Linked DNA regions of Homo sapiens: regions 2, 3 and 4 are each linked to region 1. A link is a contact called in ENCODE Hi-C or POLR2A ChIA-PET data. All regions are on one chromosome and are shown on one strand. The core of a region is the stretch at or near the end of the contact, and the rest is flanking DNA. Distances in the headings are between cores, read along the strand shown. Region 1 overlaps SENP7 (SUMO specific peptidase 7). Region 2 overlaps ABI3BP (ABI family member 3 binding protein). Region 3 holds the start of TMEM45A (transmembrane protein 45A). Region 4 overlaps ADGRG7 (adhesion G protein-coupled receptor G7).

Region 1 (4,165 bases), core at 353-2,852:
GAAAAAAAGACTAAAAAAACCCGTAACAGAATATTGAAGAAATGTGGGACAACTACAATAGGTGTAGCATAGGCATAATGGGAATATCATAAGAAGAAAGAGGTAAAGAAACAGAGGAAAAATGCAAAGCAATAATGCATGAGAATTTCCCCAAATTAATGTCAGACACCAAATCACAGACTGGCAAGTTCAGAGAACACCAAAGAGAATAAATGCCCAAAAAATAACACCTAGGCATATCATATTAAACTGCAAAAAAATCAAAGATTTAAAAACAGTTAATAAAATCCAGAAAAAAATAAGCCCTTAACTATAGAAAAACAAAGACAAGAATTGTATCTCATTTCTCAGAAACCATGCAAGTAAGAACACTGTGGAGTGAAATCTTTTAAGTGTTCAGAGAAAAAAAACCTACCAATAAATAAATAAAGTACAAAGTTGCAGGATTAATACTCTCTGATTTCAAAACTTTCTGTAAAGCTACGGTAATCAAAACAGTGTGGTACTAGTATAAAAACAGACACATAAACCAACAGAACAGAATAGAGATCCCAGAAATAAACCCTCAAATACATGGTCAAATGATTTTCAACAAGGGTACCAAGACCATTCAATGAGGAAAGGGCAGCCTTTTCAACAAATGATGCTGGAAAAACTGAATAGCCACATGCAAAACAATGAATCTGTACCCTTACCTAACACCATATACAATAATTAACACAAAATGGATCAGAGACCTAAGCATAAGGCATAAAGCTATTTTGAAAATTCTTGGAAGAAAACATAGGGGAAAATCTTCACATTAGATTTGTTAACATTTCTGAATATGACAACAAAAGCACAGTCAACTAAAGAAACAGATTACGTAGACTTCATCAGAGTAAAAAGGCAACCCACAGAATGAGACGAAATATTTGCAAATCCCATATCTATTAAGGGATCAGTATCCAGAATATATAAAGAAATCCTACAACTTACAAAAAAAATCCAATTCAAAAGCAGGCAAAGTACTTGAATAAACATTTCTCTAAAGAAGACATATAAATGGCCAACAACACGAAAAGATGTTCAATATCACTATTCATTAGGAAAATGAAAATCAAAATCACAATGAGATTCCACCTCACATGCATTAGGATGGTTATTATCAAAAAAACGAAAACAAGTATTGGCGAGATATGGAGTAACTGGAACCCTTGTGCACTGCTGGTGGCAATGTAACATGGTGCAGCCACTATGAATAATAGTATGATGTTTCCTCAAAAAGCTAAAAATAGATTGCCATATGATCCAGCACTTCTACTTCTGGATATATACCCAAAAGAACTTAAAGGAGAGATACAAACACACACTGAACACCCATGTTCATAATGGCATTACACACAATAGCCAAAATGTAGAAGCAACACCACTATCTATCAACAGATGAATAGAACAAAATTTAGTTGATACATAAAATGGAATATAGTCAGCCTTAAAAAGGAAGAACATTCTGACACATGCTGCAACATAGATGAACTTTTAAGACACTATGCTAAGCGAGATAAGTCAGTTAGCAAAGGACAAATACTGTGATTCCACTTATTTAAGGTACTTAGGGTCATGAAATAAATCATAGAAACTGAAAGTAGAATGGTGGCTGTCAGGGTTTAGGGGGAGAGAGGAATGAGGAGTTCCTGTTTCATAGATACAGAGTTTCAGTTTGGTAAAAATGAAAAAAGTTCTGAAAATGAATGGTGGTAATGGTTGTACAATAATGTGAATGTACTTAAAATAGATTAAAGTCCCTATTATTCAAAATGAGAACACAGATACTAATTAACTTTGGACTTTGATAGGTCTATCAAGTATATTATAATTTATAGAAAACTATTTAAAAATAGAAAGAGTCTAAATCTTCTAGAACGTAAAGCAAACCACCGCCCCCCCCCCCACACACACACACAAAACAAAACATAACTAATTTTTAAAATACAAGAATGGGTGGGGCACAGTGGTGCACACCTATAGTGTGCTACTTCGAAGGCTGACTTGAGGCCAGGAGTTCAAGGCTGTAGTGCACTATAATCATGCCTGTAAATAGCCACTGCACTCCAGCCTGGGCAACATAGCAAGACCTATCTCTAAAAAAAAAAAAAATACAAGAAAGGAAAAAAAGTCAAGCAGACCAAATAAAAAGCATAAAGAAAAATAGTAGTATAAAATATAAACAGACTATGCCTTATAGTTAAAAATAAATGTAGACTGAATGTAAAAAGAGAAGTATCCAGATACATACTATTTACTGGCAACACATATAAAATGAAAATGTCCAAAGGAGCATTGTTTATGAGAGAAAAAAAACTGGATACAATCCAAACTCCATCAATAAAAAGTAGGTAGATCTATTTTTAATATTAATACAATAAATACATAAGTAAAACTGGATGATCTCTAGCTCTATGCATCAACATGAATGAATCTCACAAAAATGTTAGGCAAAAAAAATGCATGCCATGTAATACATATTGTTCAGTAACCTGAATCATTTTTCTAAAGTTCACAATTATATAAAACTTAAAATTCAGAAAAGTGGTTAATTCTAAGGCGAATGCATGGGAATGGGACAGAATGGGCAAAGTGGGGAACACAGAAGGCTTCGGTGATGCTGATAATAGTCTATTTTTTAATAGAAGGTGAACATTTGGGTGTTTATTTTAACATTATGTTTTTTAACTTAAATGCATCTCATATATATTAGACCTGTGTTATAGTTCTACCTCTGCCACTTAATCTCTTTGAACCTCAAAAAGTTTCCACATTTATAAAATAGAAATATTAACTGCTCTCCTATCTATCTCATAGGCCTAAAGTAAAGATTAATATCAAAAGAGGATAGTGTGAAATGAATAAAAATAACACTATTTTTCATGATTATAATCATTTAATCCAGAAAAATATTTAGATGAAAGCATATCAAAATATTATCAATGCTTATTATTGAGGAATGGATTATGGGTAATATCAATTTCATACTTTTCTATATATCTCTTAATATAAATATGCATTATTGTTCAAATTAGGAAAAAGTTTAAATGTTTACATAAATTACATATAGATAATAATGAAATATTATTTTGAAAAGAGTGATAACCATATAATGCAAATGTTCAAGAGTTAACCGTGCAAATGAGTATCATTATTAGTAATTTTATTCAAAACTGACTAATGTTTCTAGCATAAAGGAGTTGAACTTAGGATATATGCACTATTTGTATCAGTGTTTTTCAAATTGCTAGTCAGAAGAAAATTTATGACATAAAACATAGAAGAGAAATTTTAAGTTAACAGGGGAAAATGATCTCAAAATAGAGTATCTTCTTTAGTGTTTATGTGGATTATTGTCATTACCAAATTACCAAAGGAAAGCTTAAAAAGAAAATCAACTGACATGAATATAGGAAACTATGACAGAGCTGGAATACATTAATAAAAATGAAACCTCCTCCACTTCCATTTAAAAGCTTTGGGCTCCCTCTGTTGGAAGTCTATATTAGAGTCTTGCAATTTAAAATAGCAATTTGATCCCTTTCACTCAAGGCTAATTACCAATCCCTGCTGAGTGGCTAGCTACAATAAAACCTTTATTACTTTTGTAAAACATAATTTTATGAAATATTTTTCTTCTTTTTTTTATTTTTAGGTACAGGGTCTCACTCTGTCACCCATGCTGGAGTGCAGTGGCTTGATCATCGCTCATTGTAACCTCTAACTCCTGGGCTCAAGCAACCTTCCAGCTTCAGCTTTCTTAGTAGATAGGACTACAGGCACACAGTACTGCACCTGACTAATTCTTTTTTTAAAAGTTTTTTGTAGAGACAGGGTCTTGCTATGCTTCCCAGGCTGATCTTGAACTCCTGACCTCAAGCCATCCTCCTATCTTGGCCTCCCAAAGCACTGAGATTACAGGTATGAGTCACCACACCCAAGCCTATTTTCTAATACAATTCGGTATATATTATTTGGAAATTAAATTAGACTTCTTTACATTAGCAGTTATAAAGTATTTCTAAAAATCCCAATGGGAAGTAAAATTTAAAAATACTAAAACATTCTGCTCAGTCTGACCTAAAAGGGAGTTCTTAATAAATATTTATAATGGAAGGGCAAAAAAAGAATCAGAACT
Region 2 (4,038 bases), core at 539-3,038, 620 kb before region 1:
TCTGAACAGCTTGTCTAATGTTTGAGTAAGCATTAAGTTAATAAAAAAGATGGTTGTCTTTAAAAATCTCCCAATTAGTACAAATGACTTGGCAGGTTAATAAACATATAAGAAAGTGGTATATGGTAGACAAAGGCTAATTCCAGTAACAAGGAGCCTGTTTCTTTAAGATGTCTCAGCTACTTCCTGGGGCCAAGAAGTGGCAAGATTCCATTTTATTTTCTGTTATCCCAACCCTGAGTATAACCCTGGACTTAGGCCATCTTTCTCACTGTGGAGTTTGAACTACTTATGTCAGAATCACATCATAGGGTGGCAGTGGTGAAAGTGTCTTGTCCTACTCTAGGTATTGAAGCAATTTTTGAGGAGATTCAGGTAAGAATTTATAACTTCCCTAGGTGAGTCATGTGCCCACTGAAGTTTGAGAACTACTAGACTAAGCTATAGTTAGTCTGTTTAACTGTAGACTAAGCTATGGGAATAGATACACATAAATGTTTCTTTGCAAGGACTTCCTAGTTGTATCGCCTGGAACTTGGGTCTTCTGTGGATCACAGGATTCTATGATGTCTCCAGAAAAGAGGCATGGTAATGTTGCCTTACAAAGAGCAGGAACACAAACACAGGCATTTCTCTCCCTCCATACCCCAAATTCATATCGGCCAGTCCCTTAACCTTTTGTTAAACAAAACCCCCAAACAACCCTAGGTCCCTTGGAATTATAAGTTCCGTTGATTGTATCCTTAAGAATTATTCTTCAAATTATTGTGCAGTATTAGCAATTTTTATTCATAAAATATGTAAGCAAAGCAAATCTTTTAAAGAAATGTAAACAGTAAAGCAATTTGCCATTTGCCTGAAATTAAGATTTCCCTTCAGCAGCAAGTGGACTTGGCAGTGAAAGAACATTGAATTCAAAAGTCAACCTGAGTCAGCTAATAATATTTTGAGAGTTTCAGATTTGCTCAAGGCTTTTGGGAGATAAATTTCGTCTTTGAGAAGTTTATAATTAAATAAGAATGCAGAATGCACAAAAGATAGATATTTTATAAACAAGTGAAAAATGGATGACAGCTGTCAGTTTGGTACGGATGGTACTAAATGAGCAGGAAAAAAAATTTGAGTCAGTTTCTTGATCACTGAGGTATTGTGTTAACATTGCTAGTATCTAAGAACAGATTCTAGTGCTACAACAATGGCAACCATTTTCTGAATGCTTACTATGTATCAGATGCATTAGACATTCTACATATATAAAGCAATACAACACATGTAAACCCTGATGAGATAAATCTTATCCTAATTTTCAGCTGAGAGCAATGAGGCTCAAAACACTTGTACTGTTACTATTTTTGCTTTTCAAAACTTTAAAACTGGCCAGGTGCGGTGGCTCGTGCCTGTAATCCCAGCACTTCGGGAGGCCGAGGCAGGCAGATCACATGAGGTCCTGAGTTTGAGACCAGCCTGACCAACATGGAGAAACCCTGTCTCTACTAAAAATACAAAAATTAGCTGGGCATGGTGGCACATGCCTTTGTCATTGTCATTTGCAATGAGAGATTGTTGATACAAAAACACCTTTGTCACCTACAGAAATCACACACACATGGGGTATTTTCACATGAAATATTTTCCAGAGATTAAATTTTTGCTAAGAGGCCTGAAAACAAAACAAAACAAAAAAGCCCATAGAACTACAGTGAACTGAAAATGGAAAAAAAGAAATCATAGCCATCTGGACTTTGATTCAAATGGGCAGTGCATTCCACATTCGTTCCAGGCCATTGCCAAAAGCCCTGTGCTTTGGCCAAGTCTGATTGCTGGAATTGTCTCCATGTCTTTTTATTTCACAGTTACGTACACTTAAGCTCCATTTTCAGCATGCCACATATACAAGCTACTTTTTGGGTTTTTTTTTTTTTTTTTGGCCAATATTTTGTGATATTTGACAAGTTTCAAAGAAATTATTTTGCACTAAATTTAATTAACATGGGAACTGAAAGGCACATTTTTGTTTTGGCCTGATTAAACCCTATATAACAAAAATTATTTGTGTTGGTAAAATTTTTTCTGAAGAAGCACATTTTGTCACAGATGAATGACATCATAGGTCTAAGAGAAATGTCTCAATATTGATTGTACATAGAAAATAAAATTTAAAGTTTCAGGAAACAGTTATTTGAAGTAAGAAACTTCAAATAGAAGTTTTGGAAGATAAAGTTGAGGACATTTCACAAATACTAGAACAAAAAGTCAAAGAGATGAAAAAATGAGAGAAAAGAAAGTTGGAGAATTATTCCAGAGAATATGGTACCCAACTAGTAGGAATTGTAGAAGAAAGAAAGGAAAGGAGATAGAAAATTATCCTAGAAACTTTGTAATAAATTTCCCAGTACTGAAAGACAAGAGTTTCCAGATTGAAAAGACCTACTCTGCCCAGCAAAATGAATAAAAGAAAAAGGACTAAAACATGAGTTACAAAATTTCAGAGTACTGGGGTGATAAAGACAAGTCCTCAAAACTGAGAAGAAAATAGGTCCCGTTCAAGGGATCCAGAATCAGGATGACATTTGACTTTTTAACAGTAACACTGGAAGTTAGAAAATAGAACAATTCCTTCAAAAGTCTTCATTATATCCTAATATGTCCAGCTAAAGAATAGTATCAAAGTAAAACAACTTTTAAAACATGTGAGGACTCAAAAATATTGCCTTTTATAACTTTTCCTCAAGATTTATTTCTTTAGTGCTACAAAGTAATGGAGTAAACAAGGAAGAAGTCTTGTGATGCAGGAATTGGGATTCAAAACAGAGGCAAAGGATGTATAGGAATTCCAAAAGAGATGTTGCCATTAAAAACATACAACAAATAGAACAAAGAAATGACTGGAGTATTTGAGCATCTTGTGAAAAGGTCAGTCTAGACATAGGGATTTAATTGACAGAAGTAATGGACAAAATGGTAAAAAAAAAATTTGCATCTGGGGAACCAAATTTAGCAACAGGGAGGAGATGCTTTTGTGATAATTTAATTTTAAAACTGTACATATATTTCTGATGAAAATTAAAGAACTATAAGACCTACCACATCAAAATGAATATCTAAATGGAATGCAGTCCAGATGACAAATGCTGTCAAGCCTTTTGGCCCCATCTAGGACAAGCCAGGTAAATAAAGCCTCACAGAATGCCATGCCTGATTCTACCTGGGTAGGTGTAAATCCCCTCCAAAAACAAACAAACAAAAAAAAAACAATCTTCCCCGCGCATCCCCATCAGGAGGCAGCATGATCCAGGGGGCGTTAAAAACATGGGTTCTAGAACCAGAAAGATTCACAGCTCACTAATGTGTGACTTTAAGGTAACTTAACCTCTCTGAGCTTCAGTTTACTCTTACATAAAAATGAGGATAATGCTATTTGTGAGGATACTATTCGTTATAGTAATTATAACTTCACGGGGGCTATAAAAGCATCTGTGAGGATTAAATGAGAATGCATGTAAAAGCAAGGTGCTTGACACATAGTAATAAGTATTCACTAGTATCATATTTGTATCTCTAGATAATTTTTTTTAAAGAGTTTCTGTTATTGGGGAATTTGACAAACACTGCCATAGAACTCTCAAGGCAGAACTCTTCTATGGCCACACACTTGCTTTTTGCTTGTGAAGTTTATAAGAAGGGTATAGCCCACGGGTTATTGGAAAGATCGAAAATTTAACAGGTAAACCTTTCTGCCTGCCATCAACATAGATCCACAGGCTAAGAAAAAAATGTTATATTAATATTTCATTGAGTCTAGAAAGCACTAAAAAGCATTATCTCAGAAGAGTGGCATAATAGAGGGTATTGTTTGACACCAACAGTTTGAGAGCAGCTGTAAAAATCAGCATGAGAACAAAAAAACATAGATCAGTTCATTGAAAAGTGAAAAACTAGGATTTCAAAAAGTGTGACCTGTGGCTCATGAGCAAAACTGTTAAGAGACAAGAACCTCCAACCTGTAGGCTTCTAGCCTGAGACTGATTTCTTCTTTAG
Region 3 (4,521 bases), core at 2,016-4,515, 890 kb before region 1:
AATATCCCATGGATACAGTCAAGCTATTAATAAAAATTTCCATCACCACAAAGATCCCTCATGTTGTTCTTTCATAGCCAAGCCTACTTGCCTCCTACTCCACCATCTCCTTAATACCTGGCAACCACTTATCTGCTCTTTATTTGTATAATTTTGTAACTTGAAGGATGTTGCACAAATAGAATTACAAAGTATGTATGGAAAGCATCCAGTCTTTCACATTCAGTATAAGGTCAGCTGTAGGTACTTTGGTAGGTGTTCTTTATCAAGTGTGGAAATTCCCTTCTATTCTTCTTTTTCTGAGCGTTTTTATGGTGCTGAATTTTGTCAAGTGCTTGTTCTACATTGATTGATATATTCATGCGATTTTTCTTTTCTTTAGCTTGTTCATATCAGGAATTGCATTGATCGACATTTGTTTTTTTTTTTTTTTTTGAGACAGAGTTTCACTCTGTTGCCCCATCTAGAGTGCAGTGGCAACTGCAGTCTCAACCCCCCAGGCTCAGGTGATCCTCCCACCTCAGTCCCACCTGTACCTGAGACTACAGGTGTGTGACACCATGCTGGGCTAATTTTCATATTTTGTGTAGAGATGGGGTTGTGTCCTGTTGCCCAGGCTGGTCTCAAACTTCTGGGCTCAAAGGATTCGCTGGACTTGGTCTCCCAAAGTGCTGGGATTACAGGCATGAGGCACCACGCCTGGGTTGATTGACTTTAGAATTTTGATTTTGCATCCCTGAAAAAAACTCCACTATGTTGTGGTGTATAATTATTTTTATATATTGCTGAATTCTGTTTGGTAATACGTTGTTAAAGATTTCTGCATCTTCACCTTGTTACAGCCTGGAAAAGGCGGGAGTCTAGGATTTCTACTCAGCCTCTGTTCATGTAGGAGTGAGTGGGGCCAGGGTTTTTCCTGTGGTGTTTGGCTGAAGTAGAGCCATTACTGCCTAAAAGTTTTTCTGTCTTTCTAGGCTTCCCATTTCCTGGTCCTTGACTAGAGAGAGCAGGGTTCGTTGAGACTTTTTTGTCTGTGCCTGTTGTCATTTTTGGGTTGCTGGCTTCTTCAGCTCCAAGTTTGGGGCAAAGAAACAACAGAAAGCAAGCCCAGGGAACTCAGCATCATGTCATTCCTTGGGTTCTGAGATTTCTAGCTCATCTGTCTTCTTCTCTCAACCTCTTGGAGTTTCCAATGTTGGAAAATATATGAAGTCCAGGATTTTTTGTTGTGCTTAGCAGGAGAAATGGAATACTGATGTCCACTCCATCTTCCTGAGAGCAGAAGGATTCTTTTTTTTTTTTTTTTTTTTTTTTTTTAGTGATTTTTGGTCAATATCAGATGCCTGTTGATGGTAATGAGTGTGGAGGGTTAATCAATACCTTGACTATCAGCCCACTGTTGAGCGGCTTCTGTGATAAAAAGTGCAGCATTGTGAGATTACAAATGATTCAGAAAGCTGAACACATGACACATTACTTTCAAGGGCTACATTCAAATGTTGCTCCTTTGTGGGTTTCCTTGACTGCCAGAAGGATTGGAGTGTTGTGGTTGCACTCATGTAGTGCCACTTTACTTGCTGAGCAGGCTCCTGCATTTGTGGGGGTCTTACAGAGTTATGATAACATTGCAGTCAGGTCCATTGAAATTGAGGTGTCTGACTATCCAATTGTGGCAGACAGACTTGTAGGTGGCCCCTGTGATCTCTATTCTCTGGCTTTTCAGAACCGTGGATGGCCATTGGGAGCCTAAGAGCAGTCTTTCGGAGCTAAGGGCAGCCTCTAGCTCACATCTAGAAAGAAACTGGGGAGTCAGTCCTAGAGCTGCAAAGAAATGAATTCTGTCAATGACCTGAGAAAGCTTGGAAATGATTCTTCTCCAGTAGAGCCTGCAGATGACAATGCAGCCCGGCTGACACCTTGATTGCACCCTTGTGAGAGCATAAGCAGAGGATCTAGTTTGGCCATGCCTGGACTTCCAACCTTCAGAAACTGTGCAGTGATATACATGTGTTGTACAAAGCACTAAGTTTGTGGGAATCTGTTGCGCAGCAATAGATGACAAATACACCAACAAACAAGACATTATCATTGTAGTGAAAGCTTTGGACACTCATAATAAATTCTGACCCCTGCAGGGATGGCAAATTGCAGATGAGTTTATGTATCTATGATGGAGTGCTGCAAACATATGTTTGGAGACATCTGTGGTAGGCTGGGATAGGTGCTGGGTCTTGGAGATTATTTTAATATCTATTTTATAAGGTAGTTGTAAGAATTAAATGTGATAATGCAGGTAAAAACTGTTTAATGCGGGGTCTGGTGCCTTCCCTGGCGTGCAGCCCAGTGAGTGTGGCTCTTGCCCACTTAATATTTCAATGAGGGAACGGTTCTGTCAATATGCACAAATTATAATGGCAATTGATTTGCAGATCTCTTCTTTCCTCCTCTCCTTCTAACTCACTAATCAAAAAACTGGTTAACCCTCCAACTGCTTTCCCAAGTTCAAAGCAACGTTTGGCGCAGTCCTTTCTCAATTCTCACACAACAAAGCAGTATTTCTCGGTTCCCTACAACGACCATCACTCAATACAAAAAACCAAGCAGGTCTGCCAAACCACTCTCATACCCAGTCCTGGTCATCTCCGCAGGAACAACTTCAATTCTGGTTAATAAGGACTTCAACGAAGGGTTCATTAAGGTTTTCCCTCCACCGAAAGAAAGAATACCGTCCCCAGGGAGCAGGCTCTTGGGCCCTATTATTTGCTCCCTGGAGAAAGTGAAGAGAGAGGAATCCCAAGGCGTGGCCTGAACGCCCTTTGGGGGCGTGGGCAGCCCGGAGCCCCAGCCTCTTCCACTCCAAGCACCAGGCGCGTCTTATTTTCAGCCCCCAAACGGCTACAAATCATCCGCCTTATTTTCAGCCTCCAAACGGCTACAAATCATCCTGTTTAAACAAAGCGGTCTGTCTAAAAGGAGGGGCATAACAGGGCCGGGGCAGGGGCAAGACCTGGGAGTAGGCAACCTCCCTCTCTGCCCCGAGCCGTCCCGGCCGCGCAGCCGCCGAGTGCCACATCAGCGACGGCGCTGCACTTCCACATTCCCTTAGGATGCAGCCAGCGGGCCTGAGAGAGGGGCGGGCCCGAGGCCCTCCGGAGTGGCGGGCCGCCCGGCCAATCGGCAGCAAGTGAAGAGCTGCGGCCACCAATGAGCTGGGGCTTGTGCCAGCCGCGGCCGCCGAGGCCCGTGCCCCGCGGGGGGAACAGATGAAGCACATCTGGACAGCTGTGCGGCCTCCTCGCGGGCCGACGTCAGCCGAGCACGTCCCCCACGTCCTCTCCTTCTCGCCACTTATTATTTATTCGTTTTCCCAAAGAAGCGACTAGGGACCCAAGTTTAAAAATTCCTCCCCCCACCCAATGCGAGACGTGGCCAGATCCCATCCAACACACGGTTTAATTTTCATGGGGCTCTGGGATCAAAAGAACAGAAACAGCAACAACAAAAGCCCAGCCGCTGTCTGATTTTAAGCTGGCAAAGTGGGAAAAATAAAGTGTTGAGTAAACAGACCAAGTTGGGTAAGTTTTGGATACGTGCTGGATATCATATTTCTCTTGCCGTGATCTCTATCCTGTGTCTTTTTACTGTTCTCACCAGCTTTCTCTTCATCAAGGGGAGAAAAGTAACACTTGCTGCGACAAACTGGACCCTTCGCTCCCTTCTCTTCCGTTTCACTAACATTTTAATTTAATTTTTTTGGTTTGCTATTCTTTTTTTTTTTTTTTTTTTTTTGGTGAGCTAGTTTTAAATATCCTGGGAGCAGCAATGTGACTGATATTCTGTTGTAAACCTCTAACTCCAAAATTGAATCTATTGATAAATTTATTTCTCTATTTTCTTTCTGTGAAAATACTGTGGGTATTTGTAAAGCCAAAATCGTTTTTTATCCCCAACTCTGGGACTGTTTTGATGGGAGATTGAGAAAATTATCTGATCTTTTCAGAATTAACACGTTTGCTTCTGTTAATAGGATGTCTAATATAAATTACGTAAAACCTGGGTTATGCAGGTAGTTGCTGGATTTTTCACTTAAATCTGGAGGTAGTTGCAAGCCAAATATATATCTTTTCGGTATTCTCCTATCCATAGTGGGAGACCTGAATTCCTTTATAATTGTTAAAAACAAACAAACATGTGACAGACCACTTGTGTGTTCATAAACTTATAATTGTATATATATACTATATAGTATATATGCACTATATAGTATGGTATATATACTATATACATGCTATGTATACACTATGCTATATGGTGTATATGCTCTATGTATGCTATATAGTATACTCTATATACGCTATATATTTTGTTGTTGTTGTAGTTTGTTTGTTTGTTTTTGAGACAGAGTCTCACTCTTGTCGCCAAGGCTGGAGTGCAATGGCACGATCTCGGCTTACTGGAACCTCTGCCTCCCGGGTTCAAGTGATTCTCCTGACTCAGCCTCCCAAGTAGCTGGGATTACAG
Region 4 (4,220 bases), core at 1,382-3,881, 730 kb before region 1:
ATATTATTTTTAAAATCTGAAGACCTATGAATCTTACGATCCTTTTTGCATCTACTTAGTACACTACGTATAAGAAATAACATAAAATTTTTGTTTTATTTTTAAATGTGTATTTTGTTTTTATTTTATTTCTATAAAAGCAATACACAGGCATTGCATAAAGCATGAAAGTATGCACCAAACAAAAATATACTGATATGGAAAAATGTTTATGAAAAAGTAAAATGGCAATTCAAGCATAATGCTATTATGTTAGCAAACCCCTGTATGTTTGTGTAAGAGACATAGATAGTATTTTTAAGCATGTAAGAAAAAAAGACAGGCTCTCAAGAGGTAGGTATGGTGTGGGGTAGCAGGCAGTATAAAGGAACATATGCTTCTTTATTATGCCTCTATATTCCTTTCATATTTTACAAATAAGAATACATTGCTTTTCTAATTTTAACAACTTAAAAAAATCAGAAAGTACAGATAAGCAAAATGAACTATACATATCCAACCCACCCTGTGACCACCACCACTACCTCACCAGATTTCTAAGATTACATACTCATATGGTACATATTTTCATATATATATACACACGCAAACATGTTGAGAGATATATAGCTATATTACATAAAAATAAGGCTTCCTTTAAAAAATTAACAGGGTATGAGCATCTTTCCATATTTATGAAAATATTTCTGCAACTTTATTTTTAGTGCATCAATTTAGATATACTTAGAGTCCAGTTACACATAAAAATAATGTCATGAATAAGTGAGGCAACTTTTGACAATTTAGATCTAATTCAAACAATTTTGATTTTAGACATCAAGGAAAAGTATAAATAGTTGACTTGTGAACCACATGGGACAGTATGGGTCCACTTAATATGTGGATTGTTTTCAATAAAAAAGTCTGCCCTCCACATTGGCAGGTTCTGCATCCATGAGGAAACGTAGATGGAAAATAACAGTATTTTCAGAGTGCAAAACTGGTATATGCAGGTCAGCTTTCCACATCAGCAGGTTGCACAGGACCAACTGCAGGACTTGAGTATCCATGGCTTTTGGCATCTGCAAGTTGTTCTGAAACCAGTCCCCCTGCAAATACCAAGACATGACTGTATATTTTTCCTTAACTGAATTAGTTAGATAATTATTCTCAAGCCTGTATACTTCAGGTAAACTGCTCAGCAATAAGGGGTTAATGTATTTCGCTTTTAAATATATCATGAGCTTTACAAAAGGAAGATATATCTGGCAACTGTCTGGTTATTTTGACCCATGTAACTCTGTGATGTTGACTTTCATTAACACTTCAGGGATGACTAATTAAAAATATGAGTCTTACCTTGTTTTTCAGACTTTCAAAAAGGATTATCAATATCCCAAATCACTTGACATATTATCCAACGTTGGATGTGCACTGTCTGTTACTGGTCTGGCTCTCACAGTTATATTTCAGATTGTCACCAGGTAAGAGCAGAAGCAGGCTCTTTTCAGAAGAGAAATTGCTATCTTGATATAATTTACTCTGAGAATTCTCATGAGTAGTGTCTTTGAACTAGGCAAGAACTCAGAGAGGTACTTATTTTACAGAGGAGGACATTTAGGCCTGGAAAGGCTAAGAAATACACACAAATAAATACGTAATTACAAATTGTGGCAAGTGCCTTGAAAGAAAATTATATGCCACTTATTTACAAGTTTGTCATGTAAAATTTATGTGGTCCTGCAGCTCATTAATGCTATAATTCCTCAGTGTTGAATAGAACCATGCCTAGCAATTTGTATTTGTTAAGGAAAGAGACATTGCAAACAGCAATTTTTTAAAAAAGTAATTTAAAAAATATATCAAGCTTTCAAATGGTGAAACGTTTTTCAAAAATATAGTTTTCAAATGGTGAAAGTTTTTGAATCCCATACATTAAATTCTAATTTTAAATAATGACCTATAAACAAATACTTCTCTCCACCTTGACCCCTTCATTTGAGGTCCAATTTTGTATCCCATTCATTATTTTTTGTCACATGCTACATTTTTTTAACTGCCTGCGGTCTTTTAGAAGCTTGTTCATTTATTAATTTACTCCGTTTACTGTGTGTTTCCTCTGTCAACTTCACATTTCATGTTTGTTTGGTCTTTCATGACATTGAAATTTTTCAAGCATCCAGGCCAGTTACTTTGAAAAATGTTCCACAATGAAGATTTGTCTGAAATTTTCCTCATGAAGAGATGCAGGTTAATTATTTTTGGTGGGAATACTGCAATCATGGAATTTTTTTTAGTGTGACACAACAAGAAGTGCGTATCAGTATGTCCCATTATTGTTGGCTGTAAGTTTGATTCCTCGTTTAAAGTGATGTCTGCCAGATTTCCACATTTTTTCCCTGTGTAAATAATAGATGACTCGTGGGGTGCCACTTTGAGGCTGCATGATATCCTGTTTCCCAAAAATCTTTTACTTAATGATCTTGTTACTCATCCTTACTGGAACAAATTATTACATTAAGTGGTTGAAAAATGGTGATTTTTCTAGGCTATCACTCTTTCTATATTTGTTTGCTATACTCTTTTGTAAAAAGCATACTTCCCAGTGTAGCCAGAGGGAGCCCCTTCATGTTGTTTTGCCACGTCTCAGTCTTTAGTCACTTCCTTATTTCAATCAAAAGCAAAATGATCATCTTTCACTTTCTCTGCCTCATACCTGAACCAGCCATTTCTCCAAAGAGCCAGAATTGTTTTCGATTCCTTTTCTTCCCCTTTTCACATTAAATGAGTCTCTTGCCATTCATTTAAAAGTTTTATAGTGAGTGCTTATGTTGTAAGGAGCTGAATACAAAACTATGAACAGACAGATAATCTCCCATCTCTCATGAAATATACACTGTTGGGGGGAAAAGGCAGACATTATAAAAATATCTACACAACTGAATATTACAAATTGTGGTAAGTGCCTTGAAGGAAAATTACATGTTTGTCATGTAAAATTAAATGCCTCTTAAATTTGTCTCATTATTTGTATTTCTACCATCACCACAGTTGTACTGACAATTATTTGGTCCCATAGGGATGAGTCATAGTTGCTGCATAACTAGTTTCTTTGCCAAAACCTCACTCTTTTCATTTGTCATCAGATTTTTTTCCTCTTTCATCAATATGTTTTCTAGCACAATTATGCAACCAAAGATACCACTAAAATTCATCAGGAAACAAAAATAAAAATAAACACCAGGCATGGAGGCTCACACCTATAATTCCAGCACTTTGGGAGGCCAAGGCAGGAGGATTGCTTGAGCCCAGGAGTTTGAGACAAGCCTGGGCAATACAGCAAGATCACATCTCAAACAAATTTTTTTTTTTAAAGAGAGAAAAAACAAAACAAAAATAAAGACAAAATTTTATTGATTTTAAAATCCTGAATTATAAAATTTTCTTTGTTCTTGGACAGGTTCCCATATAATAATAATGCACAGAATACAAACAGTCCCCTACTGACCATGGTTCAACTTACGATTTTTCAGCTTTAAGATGTTGCAAAAGTGATAGCATTCAGGATGTTTCTTGATTTATGATAGGGTTATGTCCCAATAAACCCATTGTAAATTGAAAATATGGTAAGGTGAAATGATATTTTTAGTTTTCGATGGGTTTGTTGTGATGCAATCTCATTGTAAGTTGAGGAGCATCTATATAGTAATAATCTATAAGAAGGGCCAGGCTATTTGAAAATCACCTCTTCTTCCTGTGGATTATAATTGATAAAATTAGATAAAAACTAGACTCTAATCTTACTTTTATATAAAAAGATTCTTCTGAGTACTTTTTGCAGTTCTGGTCATTAAACCTCTCAATAGATTTAATGAAATTTTGAATTGTCCAGAAATCTCAACTAAAATGTCAAGCAGATGGACTGAGTTCTGTTTGAATGAAAGCTTTTTTGTTCAGTGTGGGAATCCAAAGATCAAGCGAGGTCATGATGAAACATCGTAAAAACATAAAGAATACATAATGGGCAAATAGACTTCATCAAATTATGAGTTATTAAGAATAGAGAGGCATTTGAAGGTTAGAACTTTAGGCATAGTAATAAACCTGGGAAATGGTATTCCAAGAGGTCTTGCAGTCTGAAAAATCCAGAAGGCTTTAGATGGTAGTGAGTAGAGATTTTATAACTTTTATTGGCGAGGAACTGTCTGCCATAGTGTACATGAAAGTGTAACATGCCTTTA

The links. Hi-C counts contacts between places; a loop is a spot of excess contacts on that map. ChIA-PET counts read pairs that join two places held with the same protein, here RNA polymerase II (POLR2A). Pooled maps may share reads with other maps.
Region 2: a map of PC-3 shows a loop between it and region 1 (7-fold over the local background). The contact joins two enhancer-like sites. A Hi-C loop is called at or near these places in 7 of 168 maps with a recorded cell type or tissue (CD4-positive, alpha-beta T cell, Caco-2, PC-3 and 4 more), 4 of 37 single-sample maps with no recorded cell type and 1 of 50 pooled maps. POLR2A ChIA-PET finds 5 or more read pairs at or near these places in 1 of 52 experiments (activated B cell).
Region 3: a loop to region 1 is called in a map with no recorded cell type, with 4 times the contacts of the local background. The contact joins the promoter of TMEM45A here to the enhancer-like site in region 1. A Hi-C loop is called at or near these places in 4 of 37 single-sample maps with no recorded cell type and 5 of 50 pooled maps.
Region 4: a loop to region 1 is called in a pooled map, with 23 times the contacts of the local background. The contact joins two enhancer-like sites. A Hi-C loop is called at or near these places in 6 of 37 single-sample maps with no recorded cell type and 11 of 50 pooled maps. POLR2A ChIA-PET finds 5 or more read pairs at or near these places in 1 of 52 experiments (activated T-cell).

The regions. Positions count from the first base shown.
Region 1 is chr3:101,378,514-101,382,678 of GRCh38, forward strand. All of the region lies in intron 6 of SENP7 (SUMO specific peptidase 7), which reads right to left. Among named protein-coding and RNA genes, the nearest start is that of IMPG2, 60 kb to the left of the region's middle. Within about 2 kb of position 1,603, at least 3 of the 41 ENCODE cell types and tissues checked have a DNase peak (open chromatin) inside an H3K27ac peak, as active enhancers do.
Region 2 is chr3:100,754,868-100,758,905 of GRCh38, forward strand. The region is part of intron 63 of ABI3BP (ABI family member 3 binding protein); the gene reads right to left. Among named protein-coding and RNA genes, the nearest start is that of TFG, 47 kb to the left of the region's middle. Within about 2 kb of position 1,789, at least 3 of the 41 ENCODE cell types and tissues checked have a DNase peak (open chromatin) inside an H3K27ac peak, as active enhancers do.
Region 3 is chr3:100,489,354-100,493,874 of GRCh38, forward strand. TMEM45A (transmembrane protein 45A) reads left to right here and starts at 3,266. Exons shown (of 6, transcript NM_018004.3): 1 at 3,266-3,575. RefSeq lists a silencer at 2,984-3,283.
Region 4 is chr3:100,648,345-100,652,564 of GRCh38, forward strand. It overlaps ADGRG7 (adhesion G protein-coupled receptor G7), which reads left to right. Exons shown (of 16, transcript NM_032787.3): 11 at 1,351-1,463. Among named protein-coding and RNA genes, the nearest start is that of ADGRG7, 41 kb to the left of the region's middle. RefSeq lists an enhancer at 2,642-2,691. Within about 2 kb of position 2,632, at least 7 of the 41 ENCODE cell types and tissues checked have a DNase peak (open chromatin) inside an H3K27ac peak, as active enhancers do.